Linked DNA regions of Homo sapiens: region 1 is linked to region 2. A link is a contact called in ENCODE Hi-C or POLR2A ChIA-PET data. All regions are on one chromosome and are shown on one strand. Each heading gives the region's core, a stretch centred on a gene start or an enhancer-like site at or near the end of the contact. The rest is flanking DNA. Distances are from core to core; before and after follow the strand shown.

Region 1 (7,303 bases), core at 1,433-3,932, 410 kb after region 2:
GGGACTACAGGTGTGTGCTACCACATCCAGCTAATTTTTGTCTTTTTAGTGGAGATGGGGTTTAATAGTGTGGCCCAGGCTGGTCTCAAACTCCTGACCTCAAGTGATCCACCTGCCTCAGCCTCCCAAAGTGCTGGGATCACAGCCATGAGCTACCACACCTGGCCCAATGCTTGTTTTTATATTGGGCATTTAAAAGCCATTGTATATCAATATCAAGACAAGTGGAAACCATACAAGATCCAAGAAAACCGCATTCCTAAACCAACAGCACAGCACCTGGAAGAGAGATGGCAAATGGTGTCAAACTGTGATTTGGGATGTCAAGATGGTCTTCCAGAATGATGGTCTTCAAGCATGATGGTCTTCAAGCATCAGCCAGGTATACCTTGATTTGGAATGTGACCTTCTTCTAACCTTTCTCTGAGCACCAGTCCTGGTTTTCAGCGATTCCTTGGACATCTCCCCATCTATATTTTGTAGAAGTATCCAAGTCAACACACTCAAGGCCAAACTCCTGAGTTTCTTACCCCACCCAGCATTTCAGCCTTCCCTTAGTGCTTTTATGAATTACTTTTTCAGTCTTCCCTCGCTATAACTTCGCTTTTCAACATTTACTTTGTTGGCAAAACACTTTGAAACACTGTGCGTCTTACACTTGTACCTGTCTTTCCTTTTGGGTTGTGTCTACCACAAAACTTCGTTACATCTGTTTAAGCACTAACAGTGCCTTCCTTGGCCTCCTTGTCTCTGCTTTCCCTTTGAATCTGCTCCACATCTTCATGGCAGACCAATTTTCCTAAAATTAGCTCCCATCATGTTCCTGCTTGCATCAAAAACCTTTGGTGCTTTCCTGTGGTTGCCTTGGGAATCAAGTCCACCAGCCTGACGTTGAAGCTCTCTGCAGGCTTTCACTGGCATTTCAAGCCATTTATTTGATCTCTTCCCTTTGCGAGTGTAAGTGCGTGGCTGCTCACTGGGCCCACACTCTCCTACCTCTTTGCCTTTGTTCAGCTTCACCATCCCTGTGCCTCTGGAAACCCACCTTTTTTTTTTTTTTTTTTTTTTTGAGACGGAGTTTCATTCTTGTTGCCCAGGCTGGAGTGCAATGGCGCAATCTTGGCTCACTGCAACCTCTGCCTCCTGGGTTCAAGGGATTCTCTTGCCTCAGCCTCCTGAGTAGCTGGGATTACAGGCATGTGCCACCATACCCAGCTAATTTTGTATTTTTAGTAGAGACGGGGTTTCTCCATGTTGGTCAGGCTGGTCTCGAACTCCCGACCTCAGGTGATCTGCCTACCTTGGCCTCCCAAAGTGCTGGGATTACAGCTATGAGCCACCACACCCCGCTGGAAGCCCACCTATTCTATGAACCCGACTCCACAGCTCTCTCTTTTGTGAAGTTTCCCTCAGTTCTCCACTCCTGATGAATACAATCTCTTCTTTGGCAATTTGTATTTTTCTTCTAAGCCAACCCCATTCTGCCTTGTATTATGGTTGTTGATGTATTACGGTTACTGACAAGGTTGGTTCTGCCTTGTCTGATTCTTTTTTTTTTTTCTGAGACGGAGTTTCACTGTTGTTGCCCAGGCTGGAGTGCAATGGCGTGATCTCAGCTCACCACAACCTCCGCCTCCAAGGTTCAAGCGATTCTCCCGCCTCAGCCTCCCCAGTAGCTGGGATTACAGGCATGTACCACCACGCCCGGCTAATTTTGTATTTTTAGTAGAGATGGGGTTTCTCCATGTTGGTCAGGTTGGTCTCGAACTCCTGACCTCAAGCGATCCGCCCGGCCATCTGATTCTTATTTGATGCTTAGTTTATTAAAGGCTAGAACTGTGTCCTTTTCACTTCTGCATGTCTAACAACAGAGGCTTATACATCGCAGGAGCTCAAAAATATGTATAGGACAACAGGAATTACAAAAGAATTAAAGAGTCTTTCCCTATTAAAAGATGACACTAGATATCTATAACTAAGAATAGACAGATACCTGGGCAAAATGTGCACTTTTTGAGTGCTGAGGCTGCAATCCTTTATTGGGTACAATGACATGTCCACATAAGCTTTTCCCAAAGAATGTGAATGAAGTTCGACCCAATATGATGACATCCAGGGCAGGGGACAAGATTCCCTTTCTGGGACCTAAATTTTTTTGTGTACAGGGCGTACATGGATTCTATTCTGAAATGACTAAAAATTCTCTAAATAGCTCCAAGAGGGAAGTCTGTCTTCCCCTCCCCACATACTGATGATATCTGAGCACAAGGAGAAGCCACTGACAAATGTAGAAACCTGGTCCTCATCTGCAAAAATGAGTGCTTTGAACTAAATAAACCTTATAACCTGTTATAGTTTGAGAAATATTACATATTCCATTATTTTCCTGGAGAGGTTTAGCCGATCATACTGAAAAACAGAAACCAAACCCCAAAACTCACCAATGGTTAAGCTTTCGTCTAGGGAAAAAAGTGACTTTTACGAGCACACTGCTTATTTTGTGGTGACTGCAGAGCCCAATATCTAATCTGCTTCCCCACTTCCTGTGTTATGAAATGCTGGACATAGTTTTCTCTTGGCTCAGTGGCAATTTGATAAAGAGCGAAGAGCTGAGATGAAAGACATAGTGAACACTGCCCTCTTTTGTCCACCCTGGGTTTCTGCCACTTCTCTTTGGTAAGTGTATCAGGCAGACACGAGTTAAAGTCGTGCTAGTTAAGTAAACCTTGGTGTGTAATTCCATTTCAGTTGTTCTCTGCGTGACTCCCCGGTTTCAGCAGTGTGGAACATCTTTATTTTGGTGTCATAAACATTTCAGCTTACCCAAGCCTGCCACTTTGCGCCAGAAACCATTTAATGATGGTTGTTCGGTGCCGACCCCAAAAAAGTGGATGTAAAGCAAAAAAGAGGCTCTATTGTCTGAGGTTTTCCTGCTCCGTTTGGATTACCAGGGAGTTAAAGATAAAACCCCAGGCAGAAAGCTACATGTCAGCAGTAAGGGAACAAGATTACCTTCCACGTTACTCATTTAGAAGAGACGGCTTTTGTCTTAGTGTTTTGAGAAATTCTTCTTAAATAATTTGGTTATGACTTTCTTGTGTGTTGTGTGAGATATGTAGGAAGGAGCTTTATAAAGGAAATATAGTGCCACGTTGCTTAAATTTATTGAGGCAACCCTAGCAAGAGAAGTGCATTTCTGTTTGTAGAACAACTTATACATTTTTCATAGGCATAAACAGAAATTAAAAATTAATATGGGCTGGGTGCAGTGGCTCATGCCTGTAATCCCAGCACTTTGGGAGGACAAGGCGGTGGATCATCTATGGTCAGGAGTTTGAGACCAGCCTGGCCAACATGGTGAAACCCCATCTTTACTAAAACTACAAAAATTAGCCAGTCGTAGTGGCAGGTACCTGTAATCCAGCTACTCAGGAGGCTGAGGCAGGATAATCAGTTGCACCTGGGAGGCAGAGGTTGCGGTGAGCCGAGATCATGCCACTGCATGCCAGCCTGGGAAACAGAGCAAGAAAAATAAAATTAATATGACCTCCTTTCTTGGCTGACCTGAATCATACTTTGCAGTTATTTTTTTTCTTGTGAAAGTGAGTTTGTATTTGGAAGGTCTGCAGAGAACACCAGGGATGAAGAGGTAGAGGAGGGAATAACGTTAGTTAGGAGTACAGTTTAGAGTGCTGTTGGCTGTTTGCCCAAATGCAAATTATTTAATTTGATCTGAAAGCTTTAAATGTAATATTTGTGAGGATTCAGTCCATCAGTAAATCATCAGATATGTGTGTACATTTGCTGTGTACCCAACTAGGCATCAGGGCGTACATGACAATAGGGGAGATTGTGTTCTGGTTGGAAAAGGAAGAATTAATTTAAGAAAATAGTTTGGAGTCTGCTTCCTATAATTTTGTTCTTAAATTTTAACCTAGTGGCAGCAACTTTATGTCCTTTCTCTCCCAGGACAGTTCTAGGGACAAATATTTAGCTCCACTGTGCCTACCAGGGAATTGTATTTTATAGAACGTGTGCTTTGATTGGCAGCTTGAAAAACATGGTTAAAGTCGTGATCAGCACGAATGGAACAGTCAGGAAATGGGTCCCAGGGAACTTTTCCATTCCCACTACTCTTTGAAAAGCCCTGCAAAGATGCTATTGCAAATTTCTGTCTCATCAAACCGGGGATATTACCTTTATAAAAAGAATGCAAGGACTCATAATTCATGATATCCTCTCACCAACGATAGATCTCTAAATTATCAGGAGTAAAGTATATTTAAGAGTAAGAAAATATCTATCAAAGAAGAAAGTCAAGAAATGAATCTGTTTAGTTGTTTTCTTCCTGCTAAGAGCCTCTGATGGAGCATTTACACTGGCTTATGCTCATGTGTGTAGGATCGGCCAAATGCAAGTGGAAAATTATTAGCCAGGCAGTAGTCAGAATGCTCATCCATTCAAGAGCTTCCATTCAGATATATGGAGCTGAAATCTGAAACTAAGGGCTCTGTCCTAACTTTAGCAACTTAATTGCATAGAGCTCCACAGTGGCCTGATTAAGAATGGCTGGTGTCTTGAAATATTTTGAAAATACTGATACCAAAAGATTTTATTCTGAAAAATTATTATCCAATGAGGAAAACGAAAAGGAACCAGTTACAGAAAAGCCTACAGTCTCCGGGGATTGATGATAGAGCACATCATTGAAATGACTGCTATTTCAGAGAAAAGCAGTGCGGAGTTTACATGCTTTCCTTATAACATGAAATTTTAGTCCTTTGTCCAACACTGGGAAGTTAGAGGGAAGGAAACGTCTCTTTACTAACGAGAAAATGCACATTTGCTTCAAAACTATGGGGATGTTCTTTTTTTTTTTTAAACGGTATCCTTGTAAGTTTCTTTATTTGAAATGTGCATGAAATACCACATATGAATTTCTTGAATTTATGTAGTACTTGACTTGTCAAAGATCTTTCTCATGGGTAGGATTATTGGCAGTAAAGATAAGCTGTGGGAGAAAGGCCGGGGAAAAGTCAGTTGATGGTGTTAATTTATGAAGCAGAGTGGAAACAGAAACTAAAGGCTTATTTTCTCTCATTTGAGCAACAGGCTGGTGTTTGGCAAACTGTCCTGGGGGATATTTAGGTGAAGAAGGGCAGGCGTCGTGATCGAAGACTTATCTCCCTTCTTTTCATCTGCACACTTCTTCTCTGACCACAGTTTGAGCACTTTTCAATCACCAGCAGTCTCAGCAGGGCAAGGCTGCCACACGCTTGCTAATGGTATCCCAAACGCTGCATTTCTGGGGCTCATCCAGGAAGCACGGTGATAGACAAGCGAGTTACCGTATTTCCTCTGAAACTGCCTCCCTAAACATCAAATCAATCAGCATGGTTGGACTGCAGGCCACCACTATGTGCTGGCACTAACTATACCATGCTTCTAGGCCCTGCTTGATACTTCCAAAATAACGAAGGACACACAGGCACGCCTATAAAGCGTAATGACTGTTTAGTTGGCCTTTCCGTGGGAATATAGAATCTGCCAAACATAACTACTGATTTAGAGCTCGTCTAGGAATTCCTCCTAGCCCTGAGGTCTCAGTGTTTAGAGATATTTTCCATAAACTGGCTTAAGCCACTGCAGCATTGAATAAATAAATGCAAAGCACAAAGCTGCCAGTGTCTCTCTAGAAGAGTAGATTCTGTGCAGTGGGGTAACACAATGAGCTGTGCATGGAGCCTCTCAGAACGGTGAGTAGCGAACTTCCATCTGACAAAACAGATTTTCTAGTTTGACTTTGAACTTAAGTCAACAAAGATAGAAAAAGTGTGGAAAGTGTAGTCATTTAAAAAGAAGGTCCTGGTGACTATTTTGCTAACTGCAGAAGGCTCTTTACCAGAGTGTTAGCAGTTTATTTTTCAGAGCATTTCCTCAAGACAATGTGTATGAAAGCATTTTGTAATCAGTGGAGTACTTAAACGGCAATGACTATGCAGATACATTTCCAAACTCCTCAAAGTGAAAATGTGTTAGAACATCAGATAAGAGTGAACAAAAGCACAAAAGAGGCATTGCACATCCCTTATAGGCACACGAGACAGTGTGTTCCATTTTGAGAGATCTTATTAAGGAGATTGAAGAGGCTGGGATAATTTTGAATACGATTTCTACCCAGGCAGAGTCAGATGCAGAATTAAAGAAGATAAAGTAGGAGACTTTAGGAGAAATGTATACAGTTCTCATTACCATATACATCCTCTCTTCCTTTAGTCAGAACAACAGCTCTTTGAAATAAGGAAAAAAATAGTCTTGCTCAGCCAAGAGGAACCTGGAAGCTCCCCTTGGATGTTACTGCCCAGGCAAACCTGATGTTCTGTAGTGTGTTCACTAGGATTCCAGAAGCTGGCCAAGTAAGGATGAAGCATCACTGTTTTAGGGGGAGCCAAACTGTGGTGTCCATGGCTGTTCCCCTATGCATCAGTCATTAAGCTTGCCACCAGCTGCTGACATCTAAAGCTGAAAGGAGGGATGTCACGGTACAATAAAATGTATAAGCCAATAAACCTTTATTTGGTGATTGGTCATGCTCTTCTGTATCCTGCCTGGCCATAGCCTATTTTTATCACCAGACTCAAGGAGGGCCTTCACTCACAGAGCTTGTCCACAATAAAGGCTCATTCGTTCCAGGCATAAGCATTGCCCCTAGAGCAGCCTCTACCTTCTCTTAAATAAGAAGACCAAGGGAAACCCAACAACAATAGCAACAATAATAACAAAACAATTGAGGACTGGACACTCACGAGCAGCACCATTGGCTGGGAGACCTGGTCCAGGATAGGTTGGGTGCTGGTTCCCAGGAAGGTGTACTTTTCACTGGAGTCTCAGTTGCTGGAGAAACAATGCTGAAGGTTCTCTTTGGTGACCATGTTATGTTTTTTTGTCTATGGAAACTCAAGCCCCGTGTGGAGGGAGTGCAGAACTTTGAAAGAGCAGTTCAGTAGACACACTAGCCAGGTCCCAGCTTTTCTATAGAAGGATCCTCATTCCTTGCTCAGAGAGATGCTGCCTTGATCTGAGTCTTTATTACTGAGAGAGGAGAAACTGTGCTGTGATATCAGCTATTGTGGTCAAGTTCATAGAGAACTTCTATCTAATCCTCCAAACCTGCTCTTAAGGTGGGTGTTTCCCTCATGACCCCACAAATCTAACTTTGTGTCATAGAGCTTTGATTTTTGTTCCAGCCCTGACACTTTACAGACATGAGCAATCTTAAGCAAAATGAGTTTCGAGAAGGTTA
Region 2 (7,163 bases), core at 1,824-4,323:
TCAGGTAAATCAATGGACACAATACCACAGTTCTGTAGGATAGACAGCCAGGAAGTAGGCAAAGGTCGGCTCATGAAGGGCCCTTTGTGTTCTGCTGGGAAATTTTAAGGCAATAGGGAGGTAGGTAGGATGTAAGTAAGGAGGTGACACGATCAAACCTATTATTTACAAAAGATCGTCCTGGAAACAGGGTGCAGCTTGGTTGGGCTGGGGGGAGAATATGGATTAGGAGACTGTGACGTCAAGACTGACTTGGGTCAGGAGACGCTGACCCAAGGCAAGCGTGGAGGCATAAAGACAGAAAAGGAGAGCTTGAAGAGACATGTGTGATGAGAACTGGAAGAGACATGTGTGATGAGAACTGAAGGGCTTAGCAAATGGCCAGATTTCCAACTAAAACAACTCAGTGGCTGGGATCGTCAAGAACTGATACTGCAAACAGGATGTGTGGAGTACGGTAAGGGGTGGAGAGATTGGAAGAGGAGAACTGGATGAGTTTAGATGGTTTCATGGAAAGAGCTTTGCCTCTGGAGTAAGGCTCCTGCCCTGATGCTACTTTGTTCTGTTTTCTATTTGGCATCCATTTCTATGTAGCATCCATTAATCAGAGGGCCAAACTAATGGCCAAAGTTGTTAACATCTCCCCAGAAATCCAGCTTCCACAGGTGCATGAAAATCATTTACAGACCTTCCAACCAGTCCTCAGTCCGTACCCCAAATCACCTCCCCTATCAAACTCACACACCCAAGGGCTAGGCACCAGGTGACTAGAGAATGTCCCAATGCCCCAAAGCCTGCTAGAAGGATGTAGACTAGCCAGTCCTACACTGTTTACCCTGTCCCGCCTTGCCTTTCCTGCAGAAATCCCAGTCCAGGCTGTGGCCTATGCTTTCCCCTTCTGCCTCTTGACCTCTTATGCTTCCCCATGTGACCCTGTGTCACATGACATGCCTTCTCCTCTTGGGAAATGTAGTAAAAATCTTTCAATGGCATTAACTTCTGTGTGATACCACTCAATTCCTTTTATTTATCTTGTTTTTATAGACAAGGTCTCAATCTGTCACCTATGCTGAAATGCAGTCGTGCTATCACAGCTCACTGCAGCCTCAACCTCCTGGGCTCAAACGCTCCTCTTGCCTCAACCTTCTAAGTAGCTGGAAGTACAGGTGTGCACCAACACCAAGACTAGCTAATTTTTTTTTTTTTTTTTTTTTGTAGACACGGGGGTCTCACCAGCTCAGGCTGGTCTGGAACTCCTGACCTCAAGCGATCCTCCTGCCTCAGCCTCCCAAAGCATTGGGATTACAGGCTTGACCCACCATGCCCGGCCTCAATTTGCTTTAAAAATTAAGACATGAGCACAAATCACACCTCTTCCTTTGTAATTCTAGCTATGTTACTACCTTTGAATTTTCTTTTGCTCACCTAAAATATATGAGTAATAAAAAAAATTTATGTGATTGTCATGAGGCTTATTTAAAATATATGATAACAGGACGGGTGTGGTGGCTCATGCCTGTAATCTCAGCACTTTGGAAGGCCAAAATGAAAGGATCACTTAAGACCAGGAGTTTGAGACCAGCCTGGTCAACATGAAGAGACCCCCATCTCTTTTTTTTTTTTTTTTTGAGACAGAGTCTCACTCTGTCACCCAGGCTGGAGTGCAGTAGTATGATCTCGGCTCACTGCAACCTCCGTCTCCCAAATTCAAGCAATTCTTCTGCCTCAGCCTCCTGAGTAGCTGGGACTACAGGCGTGCACCACCATGCCCGACTAACTTTGGTATTTTTAGTAGAGATGGAGTTTCACCATAGTGGCCAGGCTGGCCTCAAACTCCTGTCCTAGTGATCCACCCGCCTTGGCCTCCCAAAGTGCTGGGATTACAGGTGTGAGCTGCCACACCCGGCCCCCATCTCTTAAAAAAAAAGAAAAGTTATAAAAGTCTTTGCACATTATAATCATGTTCATTATTATCACTAACTCTCAAGAATGTGATCTGCTAGTGCCTTTTTCCCAGCAAACTCAGCTTCTTACAGGCACAATATTGTCAATGAATTCATGTTCATGAAGCATCACCCCTGTCCAGATGCAGGGCATCCTATAACCCAGGTAAATTCACTGTGATCTGACCAAGCAACAGATATAGAGCTATGAGAAACAGGATTGGTTGGTCTTACCTAATGCATACAAAACTCTTCACTTAAAAGAGAAAAATTAGTAAAAAGGACTCCCCCTGTGTATTTTTTTAAATGTTATATTTATGATCATTCTAGCTAGAACTTTTCAGGAGTCCAACTATTCAGAACTTGACTATTAAGCCTTTGTTTAAACCCAATTGTTAGTTTATAAAAACTTCCCGCTAGACTCTCAATTATTGTTGTTCTAAACACAATGATTTGAGAACAAAAATGAAACAAAAGATGTTTTAGAAAGAAAAGAAAGGCAATACATGAAAAAAAGCAGACAGAAGGAAAATGGCCTTTTCCAGCAGCAAAATGCTGTTCTTGTTATTCCAAAACATAACAGTAATTCTACAGAGAGCCTCCCACAGTTTCAAGTTGCTAACAAAGAAAGGCTTGTCCAATACCAGTCAGAGAGTATCAGAACCAAGATGGTGACTCTCTTTAAAGGAACTCAGCATGAGAAAATTTCTAGATTTCCCATAGCATTTAATGCTAACTCCATGTGGTTCAGAGTGAGAACAGATTGCAGCAGGATCACAACCAGAATGAGGCATGTGAGATGCCTGAGGTGCAAAATTTAAGGAGGCACATGGACTCCCAACTCTGTTGAGTGTCCCTGGTCCCCACCCTATGGTACAGCTACAAGGATAAAGAATTTCCATTCTAACACCATTAACATAGAGGAGCTCTATCAAGTGGCTAGCCCTCAGCTGTAGCATAGTCTAAATACACACTATTGTATGCTGTACTCCACGCTGAAGCAGGCCTCTATGGATGGACTGGGTCCTTTGCCAAGTAGCTTTCATAGAAATCTAACGACAGTCCTGAATTTGAAGAGGAACTGAAACTAAACATTTGCTTATTCAGACCAGAAGTAGAACAAACTCTCAGCCTCAGTGAGGTACAAGTCAGTGTTTCTGAGAAATTCACAAGTTCTACAAAAACACCTTTTATGAAAGTAGCCACCACCCAAGATCACCCACGTACTTAATTCCAGTAGTGCTTGGGGTAAAAAATTTCCCTATATCTAGTTCTTCCTTTAGCCTCACTCACTCCAGGCTTGGACAGGTTGCCAGTAAAACTCTGGGTTTTTTTTTAAATCTGGGATACAATTATTCCCATAAGTCTGATGGCAAATGAGTGCATTCTGTGGAGTGTTTGGTTTTTCCAGATTCAAGAAAAGCTCTATTTAACTGCAAAGGGTGCTTTTCAGCTGTGTCCCTACTAAAAGCTTCCCATACAGTCACTCTCAAGACTGTTGTTCTTTTTTCACTAGAGACGGCCACAGTCATTATGTTGTAAGCATTCTGAGTTGATGCACATGGGAAGGAACTTCGGGGTCAACATTCAATCTGGCTTCAGGAGTTGCCAGATTTGAGTGTTGGTTTCTCAGTTAGTCTGCTGCCCCGAAGCTCCCCCATAAATCCTTCTGTGAATGGGTAATTTATTCAATCCTGCAACAAATATTTACTGAGCACTTACTCTGAACCAGCACTGTTCCAGGCACCAGGGATGTATCAGTGAACAAAACATGCAAATTCTGTCATCACATAGTTTACATTCTAGAAGGGGAGGCAGAAAATAACCAAAAGCACGTCAATAAACTATACAGTAAGTTAGAAGATTATACGTTGTAGGGGAAGAAAGAGAAAGTTGAGCAGGGTAGGTGGGATGGGATGTGCTGGGGATGGGGGCAGCATAGAGGTGGACATGGTGGGATGGTGCCGATGGCAAGGTTAAATAGGACTGTCAAAGTCGGCCTCTTGGAAAAGATGAAATTAAGGAGATACTTTAAGGAAGTGAGAGGATTATCCAAAGATAACTAGGGAAAGAGCATTCCATACAAAGGGAACAGCCAGTTCAAAGGCCATGACAGGGGTGTGTTCTTGTTGTGCTCTAGAAACTGCAATGAGGCCCGTGAGGTTGGAAGGAAGTGAACAAAGAGAACGGAAGAGAACTTTGAAGAGGTGACGAAGGCCAGATCGTGACAGGCCTTGATAAGTGTAAGACGAAAAGACATTGCACGGTTTTGAGCAGAAGAGTGATCATGACTTCATTTTAAAAGGATTCCTCTAGCTGCTGCTTTGAAAATAGTCTGTTGTGGGAGGGAAAACAGCAAAGTGGGGAGACTTTTGAGGAGCCTACTGCAGTCATACAGGTGAAAGGTCATGATGGCATGGCCCAGGGTGGCAGCACTAGAGAGAGTGAGAGCGGTCAGATTCTGAATAGATTTCAGGTATGCTTAAGGGAGAACCAGAATCTTGGCAGATTAGACACAGAACGTGAGAAAGAGGATTGCCAAGGATGACTCCAAGATTTGGGGCATGAGCAACTGGAAAATTAGAGTTGCCATCAACTGAGATGATGGACACTGATGGTGGATCAAGCTTGAGAGAAGGAAGAAGTTAAGTTTTTTGTTTTTTTGGTTTTTTTGTTTGTTTGTTTTTTGAGATGGGGTCTCGCTCTGTCACCCAGGCTGGAGTGCAATGGCACAATCTCGGCTCACTGCAACTTCCGCCTCCTGGATTCAAGAGATTCTCCTGCCTCAGCCTCCTGCGTAGCTGGGATTACAGGTGCGCACCATCATGCCCAGTTAATATTTGTATTTAGTAGAGATGAGGTTTCACCATGTTAGTCAGGCTGGTCTCAAACTCTTAACCTCATGGTCAGCCTGCCTCAGCCTCCCAAAGTGCTGGGATTACAGGTGTGAGTCATCGCATCTGGCTTGGAAGTTAAGTTTTTTGTTTGTTTTGTTTTGTTTTGAGACAGGGTCTCACTCTAGTCGCCCAGGCTGGAGTGCAGTGGCATGATCACAGCTCACTGCAGCCTCGACTTCCTGGGCTCAGGTGATTCTCCCACCTCAGTCCCCTGAGTAGCTGGGACTGCAGGCATGGGCCACTATGTCTTGCTAATTTTTTGCATTTTTAGTAGAGACAGGGTTCTGCCACATTGCCCAGGCTGGTCTCAAACTCCTGGGCTCAAGTGATGGAAATTGTTTTGAAGGTAAGAGATCAGCTACTTTATATCCTGGCATGCCTGCAGTCCCAGCTACTGGGAAACTGAAGTAGGATGATCTCTTGAGCACAGGATCTCTTTGAGTCCAGCCTGGGCAATGTAGTGAGACCCCATCTCTAAAACAGATATATATAGCTGATAGATAGATAGATAACAGATAGATAATAGATAGATAGATAGATAGATAGATAGATAGATAGATAGATAGATCAACTATTTGACATTCAAATGAAGATGTTGAGTAGGCAGTTGGACACACAACGAGATAGCGAGAGAGAGAGAGAGAGAGAGGCCTGGGTTACAAATATACATTTAGGATCTGCCAGCATATAGATAGTATTTGAAGCCCTGAAGTTAGATGAGACCAAAAAAACAAACAAACAAGACTCTTAGAGAGTCTGCAGCACCTAACCTAGAGACCTGGGGCACTCTAACATGAATAGAGGCCAGGAAAAAAAGGATCAGCAAAGCAACTGAGAAAAAAACAACCTGTAATGCAGGAGAAATACCAAGAGAGTTTGATATATTGGAAGCACAATGAAGAAAGCATACATTAAAAATTAAAATGACAGATATCCCCATACAACTTTTTAGTTTGTTGCAAATAGGTTGTATCGCTTATGCTTACAAATGTTATTTGTTACAAAGAATGGATAACTGAAAATAGTCGCCTAAAGATGTATTTTTCTCATGCAAAAAAGAATCTAGAGGTAGATAGGTCAGGGCTAATGCACCTATGCAAGAATGTCATTTAAAAGCCTGTCTTCTGTCTCCTGGACTGCCACTTTCAGTGTGTAATTTTTAACTTCATGGTCAAAAGATGATTGCTGCAACTCCAGGCAGTAATTCTAAGTTCCAGGCAGAAAGAAATGGGAAGAGCAAAATGAGAAAGACAGAACCTTTTCCTCAAGCTTTTACTTTTTCAGTGCACTAAGGAAGTCCTCCCAAGAAATTGCACCTACATCTTACTGGCCAGAATAAAATTCCATCTGCAAGGGAATTTGAGTACATTGATTTCCAACACTTGCATTAGAAAAAAGTAATAATGGCAATGTTTAGAAAAGATGTTCAGTGAGCCAATCTACTCAGTCATATATACAGCATCTGCAGCAGAGGGTAAGAAATGATACAATAAGGATCTTATGGCTGTAGAAATAAATAGAAAGCTGGAGTGTCCAAGGTAATATCTCTCTGATAAATATATGTATCTAAATGACTTTGTACCTATACCTGAGAGTTATAACCAGACCACTACCCTATTGCTTCCATTTGAACCTCATTTTGTTTTTATTCTGATCAATATCCAAGAATTTCACATGTGAGAATTTTTGTTTTAACTCTATATTGGACCAATACCATTCTCATTTAAAATGAGATCAGCTCAAGAGGATGACTTCAAGAGCCAAACAACCTTGCAGCTCCATCATCACTTTTGGTTTATGGGAATGACTGGCTCCATCCCTGCCTTTCAAAGAGATGTTCTATCTGTAGATTATAGTTATTAAATATTCATGAACCCATCTTATAAGAGAAATATCAATTAATGAATTATGGCTTATTGTTCTTTTGGCTTAGAATACTCTTACCTTCTTCTCTGACTAGAAAAAAATATCCTTCAAAACTCAACTCAAATGCTTCTCTTCAACTTCTCCTAGCCTGACTAAAAGCTCTTTCCTTTGTAGTCTGATAATGCTTTGAATTATCTACCATACTGCATTTAATCAAAATTTGTAGAAGGCAACTAAAATAATGCTTAGACGGAAACATAGCATTAAATCCTTGTATTAGAAAGAATTGGCCAGGTGCGGTGGCTCACACCTCTAATCCCAGCACTTTGAGGGGCTGAGGCGGGCGGATCACATGAAGTCAAGAGTTTGAGAACAGCCTGGCTAACATGGTGAAACCCTGTCTCTACTAAAAATACAAAATTTAGCCAGAAATGGTAGCACACATCTGTAATCCCAG

What was found. Hi-C counts contacts between places; a loop is a spot of excess contacts on that map. ChIA-PET counts read pairs that join two places held with the same protein, here RNA polymerase II (POLR2A). Pooled maps may share reads with other maps.
Region 1: a loop to region 2 is called in a map with no recorded cell type, with 4 times the contacts of the local background. The contact joins two enhancer-like sites. A Hi-C loop is called at or near these places in 1 of 37 single-sample maps with no recorded cell type and 2 of 50 pooled maps. POLR2A ChIA-PET finds 5 or more read pairs at or near these places in 1 of 52 experiments (GM10248).

What each region holds. Positions count from the first base shown.
Region 1 is chr4:53,904,155-53,911,457 of GRCh38, reverse strand. The region is part of intron 1 of LOC124900702 (a long non-coding RNA gene); the gene reads right to left. Among named protein-coding and RNA genes, the nearest start is that of CHIC2, 160 kb to the left of the region's middle. Within about 2 kb of position 2,682, at least 6 of the 41 ENCODE cell types and tissues checked have a DNase peak (open chromatin) inside an H3K27ac peak, as active enhancers do.
Region 2 is chr4:54,311,646-54,318,808 of GRCh38, reverse strand. No RefSeq gene overlaps it. Among named protein-coding and RNA genes, the nearest start is that of LINC02283, 18 kb to the left of the region's middle. Within about 2 kb of position 3,073, at least 2 of the 41 ENCODE cell types and tissues checked have a DNase peak (open chromatin) inside an H3K27ac peak, as active enhancers do.